Linked DNA regions of Mus musculus: region 1 is linked to region 2. The links are chromatin loops, found by intact Hi-C in ENCODE. Cell type or tissue: gastrocnemius. All regions are shown on one strand.

Region 1 (8,000 bases), 240 kb after region 2:
CCTGCTGTGCAGGTCACCTGTGTAAGAGGTACCTAAGAACAACTCACCTTACGCACCACCTCCTCTTCCTCCTGGCGCTTCTCATAATGAGAAAAGTCGTCAAAGATAGAGGTTGTGTGCTTATAGGAAGCGATAATCTTCAGCACTTGTTTTGCTTTTTCTAAGGGCACCTCCTGTGTATCACGGGAGTTTGTGACAGGTTTGTTGTCGTTATTCTCCAGTCTGATGTGCCGCAGCTGGTTGTTGGGCACATCCTTCACAAAAATCCACTTCACATCAAACTTTCCCTTCCACTTGTCCTGAGACCAGACCCCAGCGCTGGTGCCGTAGTCCACAGGGGACTTCATCTCTGCCACCCCACAGAAATGTCCACTCCCATTGACACTGAAGAGGAGATAAACAGGCCCCTTGCTGCTCATGGAGCGGAAGGCGCCGTCCAGGCGCTTGTTGCCGTGTTCAGTACTACACCAGATGGAGTACTTGATGGAGCGGTGGATGTCGTCCTCAGAATAGCTCTTGATGATGAACACCCGCCCACTCTTAAGATTCCAGTCGAACTCTTTAGGGTTATAGCTGTGGGCAGCTTTCAGTTTCTCCAGGACAGGGTGGGATTCTACACTCGGGGCAGAAGTAGGTTGGGCATTTCCAACAGAGTTACTGTCACTGTTGGCCCCTCCACTCTGCCCAAATGCTGCATTTCTGTTTCGAGGAGCCACCCAGCGGGGTTGAAGTGGCTGCTGAGGGCTCTGATACTGTGGCTGGACCAAAGGTGGGGGCTGAACAGGGAGAGGTTGAGCTACCTGCTGGGGCTGTGGGGCAGCCTGGGGGGATGGTGTCTGCTGGGGGGCGGAGGCCTTTGGAGCAGGGCCCTTGTTATCCCAAGTACCAATGTCCATGTTATGCTTGATAGGGGGAGGAGGCAGTGCACCCCCAACTATCGGCCCACTCTTTGTTTTCATCTTAGGCTGTGGTTTTGCAGGCTTGCTAGCAATGGCTGCCCATGAAGTTGGTTTTGAAACTGGCATGTTTACATTTGTCCCACCATTGCCAGAAAGGACACCAGTCAGTGCCACACTGTTGACAACTGAACCCACCGTCTTAACTGCAGAGGTGGTAACATCCCCAATCTTCAGGCCAACCATGCCCTGCTCCAGACTGTTCATCCCAGGGGCCTTGTTGAGGGAGTCACTGTGAAAACCTGTCTGCCCATCAACAACTGTGCCACCAAGGGAGCTAGGTGGGTAAGTGTAACTGCTCCCATAGGCTGAGCTCTGAGTCTGCTGCCCCTGAGAACCACTTGTCCCCCATGCTGAGAATGCAGGGTTTTCAGGGAAAAAATTAAACCTGTGCTGGTAAATGTTGTTCCCCAGACCCCCAGGCTGCCCAAAAACAGCATCATGCATGAAGTGATGGTCTCCATTACTAAGTTGTCCATAGGTAGTGAGATACGGGATGGGAGGGTCCCCTGCAGTGGACCATGGTGCCTCGCTGAGGGAGTAAGGAAATCCAATGGATGGTGGATAGTAACTGGACAGGTAAGGATCACTCATCGAGGGGTAACTGTTACTCTGTGAAAATAAACAAGTGATGAATTAGACAACTGTCAGACAGCTCAGCATGCTGACCACCTCATACACAGGTGCAGAAACCAGCCTAATATAATATAGCACACAATTATTTCTTCCTAAATGACAGATATGGCCACCAATGTCAAAACAAAAGTCATTAGTAACAAATGCAAACCAGACTGCTGTCTCAAAGCACAAAGCCTGCTTTGTAATGATCTGAACTCAGGTGAAATGACCCAGTCAAACCACCCTTCTGCCGTCACCATCTGAGGAATCCAACCCAGTCCTGCAGTAGGAATATTTACAACAAACACTGATAGCACAGCAGAGCACGAGGACAGCCTTAACAATGCACTAAGATGACTCTGACAGTCAATAAGACCAGCAGACTCCAGCTCACTGACCTAACACACACCTAGGCACTGGTATTCAATGTCACCTTCAAGACTCTCCTACACAATATTCCTGATAGCTACCCCAGCTGGGTTTTTCTAGGGTCTGCTCTTCACATTTCATGGTTTCCTGAGCACACTTATGGGTGCTCAGAGCGGAGCACAGGCTCCTCTGCTGTGCCTTTACCAGTATCGAGTCCATGGAGTGAGTTCTTAACCCCTGCTGATACCAGAAGACCCACTTTAGTAAAGTCTTCCTAAGCCCCAACTCCACCCATAGCAGAAGCTTCTAAGAGGGGCAAAAAGATAGGAGGGTGGAATGCTTCACCATCCTGACCTGGTAGCCTCACTATACCTCTAAGGAGTTTCCTAGCCTGTAGGTGTAGACTGCAGAGTTGGAAGCTCTAGGAAACCATCCTTTGGAGAGACACTCAGCCAAGGTTTGGTGAGAATTAGGCACCGTGCTTTGGGCTCAATTTCAGTTTCTACCTCAACCAACAGGCCAGTTTTTATTACCTTATTATATTTCTTTTCAATCTCTGAAAGGGAAGCATCAGTGATGTAAGTGAAGAGACCTTCCTATAGCATGGCAATCTGTGTTTGGGGGGTGGACATGTCCAGTGAAAGTAAGAAAGCTCCACTAGGCACCACACAATTTCAGAACTATCACTTAACATGAAGTAATTGCTTCCTTGTAATGAAAACTTTTAACATCCACAAACAGGTCACTATAAATATTCTATAAACAAAACAAAACAAAAAAACAACCAACCAAACAAACAAAAAAACTTGTTATATCTTCTCTTGAAAAGATTTCAGTGATTCTGGCTCTTCCATTGCAGCTTCCTGTTACGTACCTCCTCCAAGCATCCTTCAAATGAGCCTGAGCAACAAGGCCAGGGGGAAGAAGAATCTATGAGGTCTGAGCACAAGTCTTGCTCTGTGAGGGAAGTATACCTTCATGGATACAAAACAGAGGCCACAGTCCTTCCAAAGAAGACCAGTCCTCTTCCCTCTCCTTAGCTAACACTTTATGCATGACAAATAGAGAGACAGAAGGGAAGACCTAGTTGTGGTCTGTCATTCTAACCCACTGGCCACAAACCAACAAGCAGCAGTAAGGACTCAGAAAAGATACTCAGGTCACTCCAACATATACCTAGGCCTTAACTGAGATTGACTCAATTTAGGATTGTTAGGTAAGATCCATCACAACAACAACAACAGCTCTCAAAGCCCTCCAGAAATATTACCACCTGAAGAACAGGCATAGAATGCAGGTCACACACAGAGATATATAAATACCACACAATAGGTGCCCCCCCCCCCCATTATTCTCCAGCCAGTTCTGGCCAAATGCTACTTGAACTTGTAGGTGCAAAGCACATACCTCCCTAACATCCTGCCCCAAATCCTAAAATTGTGTTTCTTTCAGATCCTAATACAAAGATTCCAGCTAACTTTCTCTGCAAAAATCACCACACCTCAAGACCAGGGTGTGATGCTTCAACTAAAAATGTACATGTAGAAACACACTTGTAGGGCAGAGACACAAAGAAAAAAAAGCATCAGCAGTGCCTGCCTGCAAGATACAGCCTTGGGGAAACCTCACTGCTTCTCAGGAGTTGTAGAGTGGAGATGGAATAAGCAAAGATAAATTAAACCCTATGGAAAAGGTAAAATCCCAGATTAAAAGGTCATTGTTTACTAAGATCTCCTGAAAAGTGCTACAGGCATCCTCCAGAAGTCCAAACACCTAGCCACACCCTCCCTTTGCTTCTGAACCAGCAGCCACACCTCTCCTAACTCTCTCCACAGCACAGTCAAACTGTGCTTTAGGCCAACTCCAGTTTTTACCTCAACCCCACGGACACACCAACTTCTATTACCTCCTTATTTCCTTTCAGTTGTTGAAGTAGAAGCATCAAGCTACTTTGTAAAGCTATCTCAACCAGGTTATTTTATGCAGAAGAAACCTGTAGCAGCTGCTCCCACAACTCTGTAAGCCAAGCTGACTGCCAGTCCATGATATACAACTTTCCTGGGAAGGAAGTGGTTCCCATCAGTCTGTAGTACATGGTGCCTATTCTGGTTGAGATGTGTAGCTACTTAGCTCAAGTATGACCTGGAAATAAATACACTGGTGCTGCTGGTAAAGCATGCAGAACCTGTCCAAGCTATCCACCTCCCTCTGTATGGTCAGGCACAGGCTTGTGGATTCATGCTCACTTGTAAATAACCCAAGCAAACGGTCCCTTCTGGCTCGGTAGCTCCCCAGTATCATCGAAGGTATAGTATGAAAGTGGTTTACCAGAGACACAGATGAATAAACTGTTATGCAACCAAACTCAAAAGTTGCTCTTCACATATGAAACACACCTCTAAGTACAACACTTGGGTTCTCACAGCTCATCAGATGACTGGGTAGTACCATATTTAAGATTTCTAATCAAAGCTGGTGTACAAGACCACACAAGGAAGGCAAACACATCTTCCAGGCAAAGCCAGAGACCACTGACAGGTGAAAATACAACTTGGAGCTCTTAGGCCTCTTCTTCCTGATCCTGATAACTAGAAAATTATATAAACAAAGTAGAGACTCCAAAAAATTAAAGAGAATTTAAATAACCATGTCGGCTGTTATCCCTACATCATTTGGAAACAGTAAAGAATAATAAAGCCATAAAATCTGTTCTAGGATTAAAGAGTTTTTGTTCACTTATTATTAATCCAAGTTTAATCACATTGAATGACAAGGGGGACAGATTTTAAATGACTAGAATACTTCTGCACTTTTTTTTTTCTGAGAAGGAAAGAACTCTGAGACTATTTGAACAATGAGATGACTGAAACTGGAAGGAGATGCAGGACAGTCTCTTCCCAGCCCCACAGATCATCTCTGGACCATGCTGAGACACATGCTCTTCTTCATCAAATTAAATCCATTATGTTTAAGGAAGCACTAAGGGCAAGGCTGGAGAAAGGTGAGCAAGTGTCTAGGACTCCTGGGACTGCTGGGACTGCTGGGACTGCTGTCAGTCAGCACGCACACACTAACTTCAGGAGGAAATGACAGACAAAGGATATGTTAGAGAACCCTGACAACACGCTCACTCAGCCAGGCACTTTCCTGGTCTTTCCTCAGGGCTGATCCCTCTGAGACTGTGGTGTGAACCCCTTTTCTGACTGATAAGCAGAGACAGCAGTTTCTGACAAGAATTTTTACATCTGTTTAAGCAACTTGCTAAAGAGCAAATAAAGACCCATTGCATCCTTCCCTTTCCCCTCTGGGAAGCTGTAGTGGTAGCAAATCCCTCCTTACTGGATACCACCACTGGAACTTTTAAGGACATTTATAGATGTACATATAATCACAAAAATCCAAGCCAGACACAGGCTGGATGGCCATGCACATAAGTGCTAATCCAAGCCTACTAGAACTGCATAGACATGGCAGTAATCCAAGTGTCAAGTTTCTCCCAGATATTCACAAACAACAGAGGCTGCGTATGCTCAAACAAGGCACAGCATTATTTAATTTAACTCTGGCTGCAGGCAAAGAAACCACATAAACACTGATAAAAACCTTTCATGATTGAGGAGGCTCAATTTTCAAGATAAGCTAAGAGCTCCCAAGGCCAGCAGTTCCTCACAAATGAGCAGAGGTACAACCTTCAGCGTGGCCACGTGGAACATGAGTGGCAGTGTCCAACCAGCATCTTAAATAACCTTTGGGCACAAGGATATACTACAGAAAAGTAGGGGGGCAGAATGGCATTTTGGCCCCATATGAAGAAACAAGCAACACTAAGAGAGCAGGCACCTGCTAAGTGACTGGAGACTCCATGGTCCACACAGGTAAAGGCTGTTATGCTGGCCCTCAGCTGCTTCATGCCTAAGGGAAGGCCTGAAAGCCTCCTGTGCTGCTACTTTCTACAAACCTCCTAATAAAGCTGGGCATTTCTAGGAAATTTATTCTTAAGCAATATGCTGCAAGTACTTTACTAAAAAGTACATCTGAACTTAGACATGAGGTGCCACTTTAAAGCTATTTACTAAGGGTGCTATCTTGAAGAACAACATTCCTTTTCACAATTTCCCCAAGACTTCAGGGACATGCAATTGACAGTAAGGGGGAAAATTGATTCTACTTTTAAGAAACGCCTCCCAAGTATTCCATGAGTTCCTACTTTATAAAAACATTTCAAACATAGTAAAGCAACCCTTGTTCCTTGTTTTAATATTTAGTATATATCACTGCTATAAAAGAACCAGGAACCAGGCAGTGGTGGTGAAAGCTTTTAATTCCAGCACTCAGGCAGCAGAGGTAGGCAGATCTCTGACTCTGAGGCCCAGCTTAGTCTACAGAGGAAGTTCCAAGACAGCCAGGGCTACACAGAGAAATCCTGTCTTGAAAAACCAAATAAAAAAGAAAACCAGGAAACATGCTATTCAAAAGAATAGTTTTGTTTAACTTCTTGTTCTTGTCATGGCCAATAGCCCATGACTAAGGCCAAGTCAGTTCTGCAACCCTATAATGACTGCCCAGATATTCAGGGCCAACCATGCAACCATATAGGTTAAGGCTCCCTCAGACTCTTAGGCTTCTGATATCTCAATGTGGTGGAAAGAAACATGGAGGAAAGTTATATAAAATGCTCTAAGATGACCTAGAAGGGCAGATGAGCAAAAAATAAAAAATAAGGGGGGGGGGGGCAGGTAATCTATTTCCTTCTGGTACAACAACCAGGCAAAAAGTCTTGCTTGACTCTAAATATGCAGCATGCATTTAAAAGTGGCAGAGACATGTGCTGGAAAGGTGGCTTAGAGGTTAAGAGCACTGACTGCTCTTCCAGAGGTCCTGAGTTCAATTCCCAGCAACCACACGGTAGCTCACAACCATCTGTAATGGGATCTGATGCCCTCTTCTGGTGTGTCTGAAGACAGCTACAGTGTACTTATGTACATAAAATAAAGAAATAAAATCTTTAAAAAAAAGTGGCAGAGACTATGGTTAAATCTAAATTTCAAATTGTATATGGCTTTCTGTTTGTTTATTTTGAGATAGGTCTTACTACTACTTAACCCTGGCTGGCCTTGAATTCCTTTGTCTCTACCCTTGAATACTAGAAATAAGTGTGTACCACCATGCCCAGATTGCCTATGGTTTTTAAGCAGGGCAATTTTGTTACCAGGAAACACCTTGCAGACAATTTTCATGGTAGCTGCACAGGGAATCTAGTGGGTGGAAGCCAGGGTGTGCAGGGAACAGCCAAAAAATGCTTAGGCATAAAATGCCCATGGCCCCAGTAGGTTAGAGGAAAGAGACACGAAGGTAAGAGGGGCACCTTGGGGAAATGTGAAGCTGCTATGATCATCATACATTGCACATACACATGACATGCTAAAAGGACTCATTAAAACAATGTTTAATTGCCTGGGCTGGAGAGATGGCTCAGATTTTGAGTACTTGCTGCTCTTGCAGAGGACCACAGTTCAGTTACCAGCACCCTATATGGCAACTGAACTGTGGTCTGCTGCAAGAGGCAGTTCACAACCACCTGTAACTCTAATTCCAGAGGCTCTTACACCCTCTTCTAGACTCTGAGGTCACCTGTGCATGTATACACACACACACACACACACACACACACACACACTTAAAAAATAAAAGTACTGACTGAGGAGATGGCTCAGTTTGAAGTGATAGCCACTCAAGCTTTAGGAACAGAGTTTGGATCCCCTCAAACCCATGTAAATACCAGATGAGTGTGGTGGCTACTTGTAAAAACAGGAGAGTCCCAAAATAATTGAGACTTAGCCACACTGGCAAGCTCTGGGTCCAAGAGACCCTGCATCACTGAATAAAGCAGAAGGTGACAGAGGATCATTCCTGACATCCCCACCCCACTCGCACACCTCCCTGGACACACAGACCTATGCACATACATATACATGAAAACAGAAGGGGCTCTACAGTTCCAAAGGTAAGAAATGCTGACCATAAGGTACTAATTCTGTGCTTTACACATACCCTCTC
Region 2 (8,000 bases):
CTAATAAAATTGGGAGGAGAGGGGTTATAAAAATCTCTGATAACTCCAGTTCTGGCAGTGAAGACGCCCCATGTAAGAGGAAGGATGTACACTTCTGTAAATGCTGTTTGGTAATTTCACATCATTGTGAAATGAAGGTGAGGGTCTATTCTGGGAAAAGAATTCCCAACATCTAGTCAGGGGTACACAGACCTGATTCTTAGGATCCTTAAGGTTGAACATGATGCTGCGATATTTGCTCTTATAGCGATTATCAGTAACCTGGAACAAGTTAAACATCTCCTTCTCAATGTGGAGGGCAATTTTTCCTACTTCATTTTCTGTCATTATTAAGTCATCGCTGTCATTGACTCTGAATAGAATGAAAAGAGGGATTACATAAACCAGGGGGGCACTTGCCTAGTGGGAAAATTCCAGAATACGACCATCAATGCTACATCTGGGAGATATGACATATACAATGGCCCACCTTTTCCACAAAATCTCTTTCAAGGAGCGCCTTATATTTTGTCGAATTTGTGAATTGGGCTGTGATGGAGCTGGGCTCACAGGACCAAGCCGTCCTGGGGCTGGAGAAGCAGCAGGAACATTGGCAGACATTGGCTTCCTGGTAACTCCCACCACAGCAGCAGAGCCAGGCAACTTTTTGGAAGCAGCTGTCATAGGTGTTGGTCCTGCCTGCCTGGCAGAAGTGCCTGACAGGGTGGCTGAGGGCCATGGCCTCTTGGGGATGGTACCCTTGAAGCCTGAAGGCAGTTTCTTAATGGCTGGTTTGGCTCCTGCCATATTAGAGTAAGGAGGAAGCTTCTTTGGAACAAGATTCCTAGGTGAAGTCTGTCTGCCCACCAAAGAGGCTGAAGGAAGTGCTTTCTTCGGGATGGTAACTGCTGCCATTGTCCTGTCCTCCACCCTCCTGTCATCCTTCATGGCTGGAAAGCAGAACGCACACACTGAGCAACACATACAGAATAGCATGCTGACATTATACCATTTCCACCCTGGAAATAGCCCGTACAACCAAGGAATTAGGTGCATTTGCAGGTTTTAAAATTTCGAACCGAAGAGAGGTTGGCTCCACAGTATTTTATGGTGATAATTACTCCTCATTTTAAAAAGAAAAACACTTCATGTATTACATTAAAACCTTTTACTTCAAACAAGCCTATTATCAAAAGCTCCAATTAATCACTAGTTAATTTGTAAAAATAAACGACAAACTTGCCATCAAAATAGGACAGATTTACAGGATCATTTTCATTGACAAGACAAGGTGTTTTTGTGTGAACTTTTAAAAACCTTTTGGGTTTTTTTTTTTTTTTTTTTTTTTTTTTTTCCGAGACAGGGTTTCTCTGTATAGCCCTGGCTGTCCTGGAGCTCACTTTGTAGACCAGGCTGGCCTCGAATTCAGAAATCCGCCTGCCTCTGCCTCCCGAGTGCTGGGATTAAAGGCGTGCGCCACCACGCCCGGCCCTAAAAACCTTTTGGAAAGAAGAAAAATCACTCTCCAACCCCCAAGGGTCCTGGAGGTAGACACCTTTTTTTTTTGTTTTTTCAAGACAGGGTTTCTCTGTATAGCCCTGGCTGTCCTGGAACTCACTCTATAGACTAGGCTGGCCTCGAACTCAGAAATCCACCTGTCTCTGCCTCCCAAGTGCTGGGATTAAAGGGGTGGACACCTTGTCAGCAAAGGATACACATTACTTCATCACCCTCCAGCAGAAGCTCACTGTAGACATGGTTGACAAGGTTGCTATAGGGAAGATCAGCCAACCTATTTTCACACCAAAAGTCAGATGCCAGAATGGAAGACTTCAGCCTGCTGAATTTATGTGAAAGGAAATCACCAGACTCCTTTTCTTGATGAAAGGCCAGGGAGCAATGAGCACCAGATGCTAAAATGATTGATGCCCATTTATATGACCTCACCCCCAACCCACACACACCTAATTCCCTCAGCAGGGTAAAAATGACAACCAGGTATTTTAAATGCTTGTCAAAGCAGGGTAATGATGGTGATGCCTTTAATCCCAGCATTTGGGAGGCAAAGGCAGGTGGATCGAAGCGTTTGAGGTAAGCCTCGTCTATAGAGTTAGTTCCAGGACAGCCAGAGCTGCAGAGAAACCCTGTCTTGAAAAACCAAGAGATTGTCTAAAACAAATGCTAAGTCACAAGGTTTGCTTGCACCAAAACTTCTAGATGCCAGTGGGCAATCAAATCAGTTTAATTAAAATCCTGCATCAAAGGCACACAAAATGTCTAAAAAGAGGTACCTGTGGGCAAGTCCAAGTTCAGGTCACAAGATCCACATAGTTCAAGGAGGAAATAAACTCTGGCATACTCAATCTCATATTCATTCTCTCTCCTCCCTCCCTCCCTCCACCCTTCCCCTCCTCCAAGTCCTGCTTGGGCCATGGAACTGAATGATGTTTGTCTGTTTGTCTAACATGTTGACCAGCAGTCCAAGTGGTCAGATGAGGTAAGGAAATGTCTGGCAACATTCGGTTCAGGACAGGTGTCCTACCGGCAAGAAACAAACAACTATGAGATGGTTCATCTAGATAGGCAATCCTTAAACACTACAGTTTAAGCATGTATATGACTGAAGCATGACTTTAAGATCATAAATGAGGACTTCCCACCTTGTGCTCCCAGTAACCATTTCCAATTTCCCAGGAAGGGCAGAGAGCTCAAAGAGCAGAGATGCCACATACAAGGACAGCCCTCTTCAACAAGCTATTCTATATGCTTAGGGACACCATCAGGTACTGCCAGACCTGACGACCAACCTGTCTGAGAGGTAGCCTAAACCACTGCCATATGGCTGATTATAAAGTGGTACTGAGGAACCTAAATATAAGCTGCATTTCATCTGAAGCCCTTCAATTCCATCCCAGAGGACTGCTACAGGTGAACTCTATACTTGCTCAGAAGCATGCCAAACCTCAACCTCAAAGCACTTTAGGGGGTTTGCAGAGTGACAATGACATCTACCTAAAACTCTGATGTTTTTCTAGATGAGGACAGAAAATACCAAAAGGCAGATCTGTGCAAAATAGAAATTATTTTTACAATACAGTATACATGACAAATATATGGAGAAAACACATTCTGAGCCAAGGTTCCCATAGATCAAGGACAATGTCCAAGGACTCTGCAGTGGATGTCTACTACTCTTGGCTCCAGTTATATTTAGCAATTTACCTTCATATCTGACTGCTGGGTTGTGTGGTGGTTAAAAATTAGAAGAGTCCTCTGAGGAAGGTACAGAGAAGGAATGAACACTCAGATAATGGTATGGACCAAGTGCTATACGAGTGTGACATTGAACAGGGGTATAATAAATGTGTACTAGATTGCCAGCTGACTTCCACTCTACAAAACAAAGCATCACCCAGCCCTCGACAAAGCCCCTCCATATAGTAGTATGGCCTGAAACATCTGTGTTGTTTTTTTTCTGGTCACAAACAGGGAATTCAAAACCAGAGGTTCCACCAAAGACCCAATCTCTCTTGGCCGGACTACATTTCAGTTATTCCTGACACTCCAAGTATACACACTTGATGGTTTGAGAGCAGCTATACCTGAAGACCACCTATTAACGTAACTCCCTAACCATCACTCTGCAGCCTGACAGCTCTGGTGGCTTCTTTCCTCTTAAGGACGTTAGGACACATTAGGCACACTCCCAACAGTGCATAAAAGTCATGTTATGTAATTAAACTGATATGTCCCATAAATGATGGCTTTCCCTAACCATTTGCCTACTAGCATCTTGAAACACCAAGCCCCCTTCTATTTTGGGTGGTGTTAAACAGGGCAACAGTTACCCATTGCAACTGCTCAAGGGACTGGCATGTTTCTCTAGCCCCTACAGGTAGGAATAATAGTGGTGTTGGCTTAGGGCAGCAATGCCAGCAACAGGGATTGACCTTCATGATTGAATAGAACAATGAATGAATTTGCAAATCCTTATTCCATTCCCTACCCCAATACTGGGTTTTCAAAAACCTGTGGCTTGGGCATACTGGACAAACGTCCTATTGAGCTACTGTTCCAATTGAAGAATTCACTTCACTTTTAACTATATAAAAATTACATAGCTGTAACTCATGAGAGACCCATCTTACTAATAGCACTTTACACTGTGGGTTGCTGTCTCTACTACTAGCTTTCTCTGCCCTCTCGTGGGGTAAGAAGGTATTGACCAACACTAAGGAGGAAGGCATCTCTAGTCCTGTGGACTACTAGTGGAAGCAAAGGTTGTCATGACCAGTTCTTTGTAATGGAAACTAAGCTGCTGAAAGTTTGACGGAGTAGGGAAGTAGAGTGCTCCGCATGGGAACCCAACTCTATTCTCACACCATGGGTCCATTAGTAAGGTTGCTATAGCTCTGTTGGTCACCAGGTGGCAGTAATGATCCACAAAGGCAGGAAAGAGAAAGGCATTAGGGGAACAAACCCTGCTCATGTACCCCCAAGGTAGAACCCCACAACTGCATGAAGTTGAAACAGGATCCAGGTGCAGGGTAGGGGTCCACACCTATAGTCCCACCCATCCCAGTCACGCTGCCTGATGGCTAGTCTTAGGAGGGCAGGCTGGCCCCATGCAGGTATCTCACCTCCAGAAGCCTAAGGGGAGTTGCTTTTTTTGAAGACAGTGATCAAGCAGCACCTTGAAACAAGGCCAGGTGCTGAATTCTGTTCCTCAGCTCTGGCTCATGTAACTTAGGACTTCCCATTGCTTCACCATACCTCTTTCCAGTGAGGTGGCAGTGGAAATGTTTTTGCTGTTGCTTCCTAGACATGCTTAAGTATCTTCAAATAAATAATTTCCCTCTACCCACACCTCATGCACATGCCTGTAATCTCAGGATTCAGGAGGCTGAGGCAGGACTGAAAAAGGTGGCCGGGACTGATATTGAAACCATCAAAAAAAATTAATACTTATCTTTAAGAGAAGTTACCAATTTAGTTTTATATGTAAGAAAACGAGGCTTGGACAAAGCAGCACAGGCTACATCAGAGATGAGTGCCCAGTGACTATGCATGTGACTAAACATGTGACCCTGCAGAGGTCCACATCCAACTAGATGAAAATCTTTTCTTACTCATGTCCAGTATTTGACTTCCATCTTAATGCAGAGACCAACTCTTGCAAGTTATCTTAACCAATCACATAGGATCTTGAAATCTTCAGCTTAAATCATGTTGGATTGGTAATTTCTTACATTGTTAGTCACTGGAATACAGTGTGGTGAGGGCCATGTGGGTGTGTTCAATCTGCCCAGCTACGTGGAAGCTGAGCTGCTGTTTCTCAGATTTCCCCAAACATACCAGGTACAGATGACTTCAGCCAAGTTCATTTTAACCATTATTTCTTTGTACCAAGTTATTACAACAATCTGTGTGCCTTCCTAGACCCTCCAGACCTAATGGGGCCAATGCTGGAGGTGCAGTGGATAACCAGGTGTAGAGAATGCAACCAGTTACCTTAGGTTCTTGCCGAGCTCTTCCAGGTTTGTGGCAAATCAATGTTGCCCAAACCTTCTTTAAAGCAGCCAAGAATCTGATCTACGTTTACACTCTAACTTCTGGATACTAAGCATGTTAACTATGTGCATGTTGGTGTGTATCAGAAGCATTTTATCACTTTATACTAATGATTGTGGCAGGCATCTTCAGAGGAGACCTTTGCACTCTTGAGATCAGCAATGCCATCAAAAGGATTTTCTTGGGAGTGTTAACTCTGATCCACAGCTCCTTAAGTTTACAGGAAGGTCATTCAGAGAGGTGAAGGACACAGGGACAGCTATAGGACTGGAGTACTCTTAGGGGCTCACTTTGCAGGTTCAAGTTAATGCTATGATCCAATTTTCTCAACAGTGGGCTTTTAAAAGACTTATAAAAAGCAAGATACCAAAAGAATGTAACCAACAACCTAGTAAGTTTTAGCTCTATGTATATTATTCAACAGCTGCCAAGTTTAACCCCCTCATTACCAATTTTGTCCCCCCCCCCCCAAACTGGGAGGGGCTTGGTTAAGATGTGCAAAGCCGTTCTCCTATCCCCTTTATTGCCACTAACAACTGTGAAGACAAATAAACGGCTCATGCAGCTGATAAAACACAGGCCCACCTGTAGGTTTCTAGTACCCGCCACAGGGCGCCTTCATGACCCCATGAAATGTGCTCCTGAAGCCCACACCTCAAGATGCCCTGGGAAACCCCATGTTCTCCCTGCTCTACCACCCACCTGGTCGCCTGTGCAGGATGCAGCCACTCCCCAGGTTTGAGTTTGTAGGTGGATGGGGTTTTGCTTTAATTCCCTACAGCCCGATGAAATGTCATGTCAAGATCCATTCAAACACCAGTGTTTTAAGTCACTTGATGAGCCATTTAGTGAGTCCAAAATACTAATTATTGTGATTATAAGTATAAATACTAAATTTTGTTTCAAAACTCTAATAACCCAAGAATATTTTAGGCAAGTGTTCAGCTCACTACCCTCCCCTGGCAATGGGAGGTGTCAGTGGAAATAAAACACAGAAGGATACAAAAACTGTAACAGCGATATCAGAATCTTTGGAAATTTTAAAAATGACAATTGTTTCTATAAATTAAGGAAACTGTACAGATATTCTAGAAAGAAAAAATATATAAATCAGGGGAACAACTGTTTGTGAAATCGAATCACCTGCATGTGGAGGAGTGGTTTCCTGTGCAGAGCAGCATGCTGCCTGCCTGTATCCACTCAGAGGGGCAGCAGCTCAGCTCAGCTCTGCCATGCAGTCTTCTCAGTGTACATGGTGAGCATCCACGAAGAATGTAGAAGTGTTTCCAGCACTGGCTTCACTTTGAGCTTCCCTCCCTCCCCTCCCCTGTTGTGTATTCTGCACACAGGCAGTGGGGAGACAGGGCCAGAGTCCTTGGGACACAGTTGCATAGACTGTGTGGTGCCCTCCCACTGTGCAGAGGAAGAGGGATCAAAGGGGACTGGTCCCATTTGGATAGCAAGAGGCAGAGAGGAGACACTGCTCCTCACTGATGACGACACTCTCAATGTTAGGATGATATCATTTATGGGATGGGGGGGGGGGGGGGTCAGAAGAAACTGGTCTAGAAACATGTCCCTGATGCATGCTGTATTTTGAATGCTGATCATTTTTGAGATGCTGGTATGCTGGGAAGATTAATCAATTGTTAACTTGTCCTACCCTCCTGCCCTGAAACCCATCAGTTCCACCTCCACTAAGGATTGAGTCAATTGTGAAGGACAAGGTGGGGGAGAGAAAGGTCAAAGAACCCCTGAGCATAAGAACTGGTCGCCTTGTTGACCCCCTGGGGGACTCCCCCTCCCCCCTCCTCATGGAAGGGAGACAGAAGACAGTACTCAGATTTTAGGCCCACTATGTTCCATCCTCCTCACCAATCCTCCAGTGCACGGGACTTTTTATGATGCCACACGAGGGATATACTTACCAGGGTCTGAAACTGAAACTAGAGATTTTTAACTGCTTCTAATGTGAGACCCTGAATCAGAACTTCAAGAGCTGGTTTTCCATTCTGGGCACACAGATGAAGATGAACTGAGTTGTAATCAATCTTCAGCTCTCAGGGATATGACTACACTCCCGGGTTTCTATCGTTTATTGTTAGGTCTACAGACACTTAAAGCACTTGAACCCTATACTTGGCAGGTTTTTCCCTATTCTAAGAGGTGTACTTGGCTCTAAGTCTACTCATTAATTAGTTCACAATGCTGCTGTTGTAGAGCTGCTGTAACTGAAGGAACACCAGACCTCTCATCTCAAACTACTCAACTGCCTACAGCGCACTAAGGCCTGCCACAATGCAGTAGAGCATGCTAATTTACTGCATTTCTTAGGTCTTTTACATTCCCTCCCACTTGCCCTAGAGAAAGGTTCTTACTCTGCAACCCCAGCTGGCCTAGAACTCACGATGTTCCTGTCTCAACTTCTCTAATGTTAGTCTAGGCCTGCA

Evidence for each region. A loop is a pair of places that touch in the nucleus more often than their neighbours do. Peaks named below come from ENCODE experiments on the same cell type or tissue, not always from the same donor. Only the 100,000 strongest peaks of a DNase experiment are listed, where the experiment ranks them.
Region 1: a loop joins it to region 2, with 1.8 times the contacts of the local background. A loop is called at or near these places in 2 of 42 quality-filtered maps.

Annotation. Positions count from the first base shown.
Region 1 is chr2:180,910,640-180,918,639 of GRCm38, forward strand. Ythdf1 (YTH N6-methyladenosine RNA binding protein 1) reads right to left here. Exons shown (of 5, transcript NM_173761.3): 4 at 48-1,568. Among named protein-coding and RNA genes, the nearest start is that of Ythdf1, 6.3 kb to the right of the region's middle. In gastrocnemius, no CTCF peak of the experiment used is centred here; no DNase peak of the experiment used is centred here; H3K27ac peaks cover 1,330 bases.
Region 2 is chr2:180,674,499-180,682,498 of GRCm38, forward strand. It overlaps Dido1 (death inducer-obliterator 1), which reads right to left. Exons shown (of 16, transcript NM_175551.4): 7 at 470-929; 8 at 193-352. Among named protein-coding and RNA genes, the nearest start is that of Gm22502, 20 kb to the right of the region's middle. In gastrocnemius, a CTCF peak has its summit at 4,393 (motif pointing right); DNase peaks (open chromatin) are centred at 4,434 and 7,346.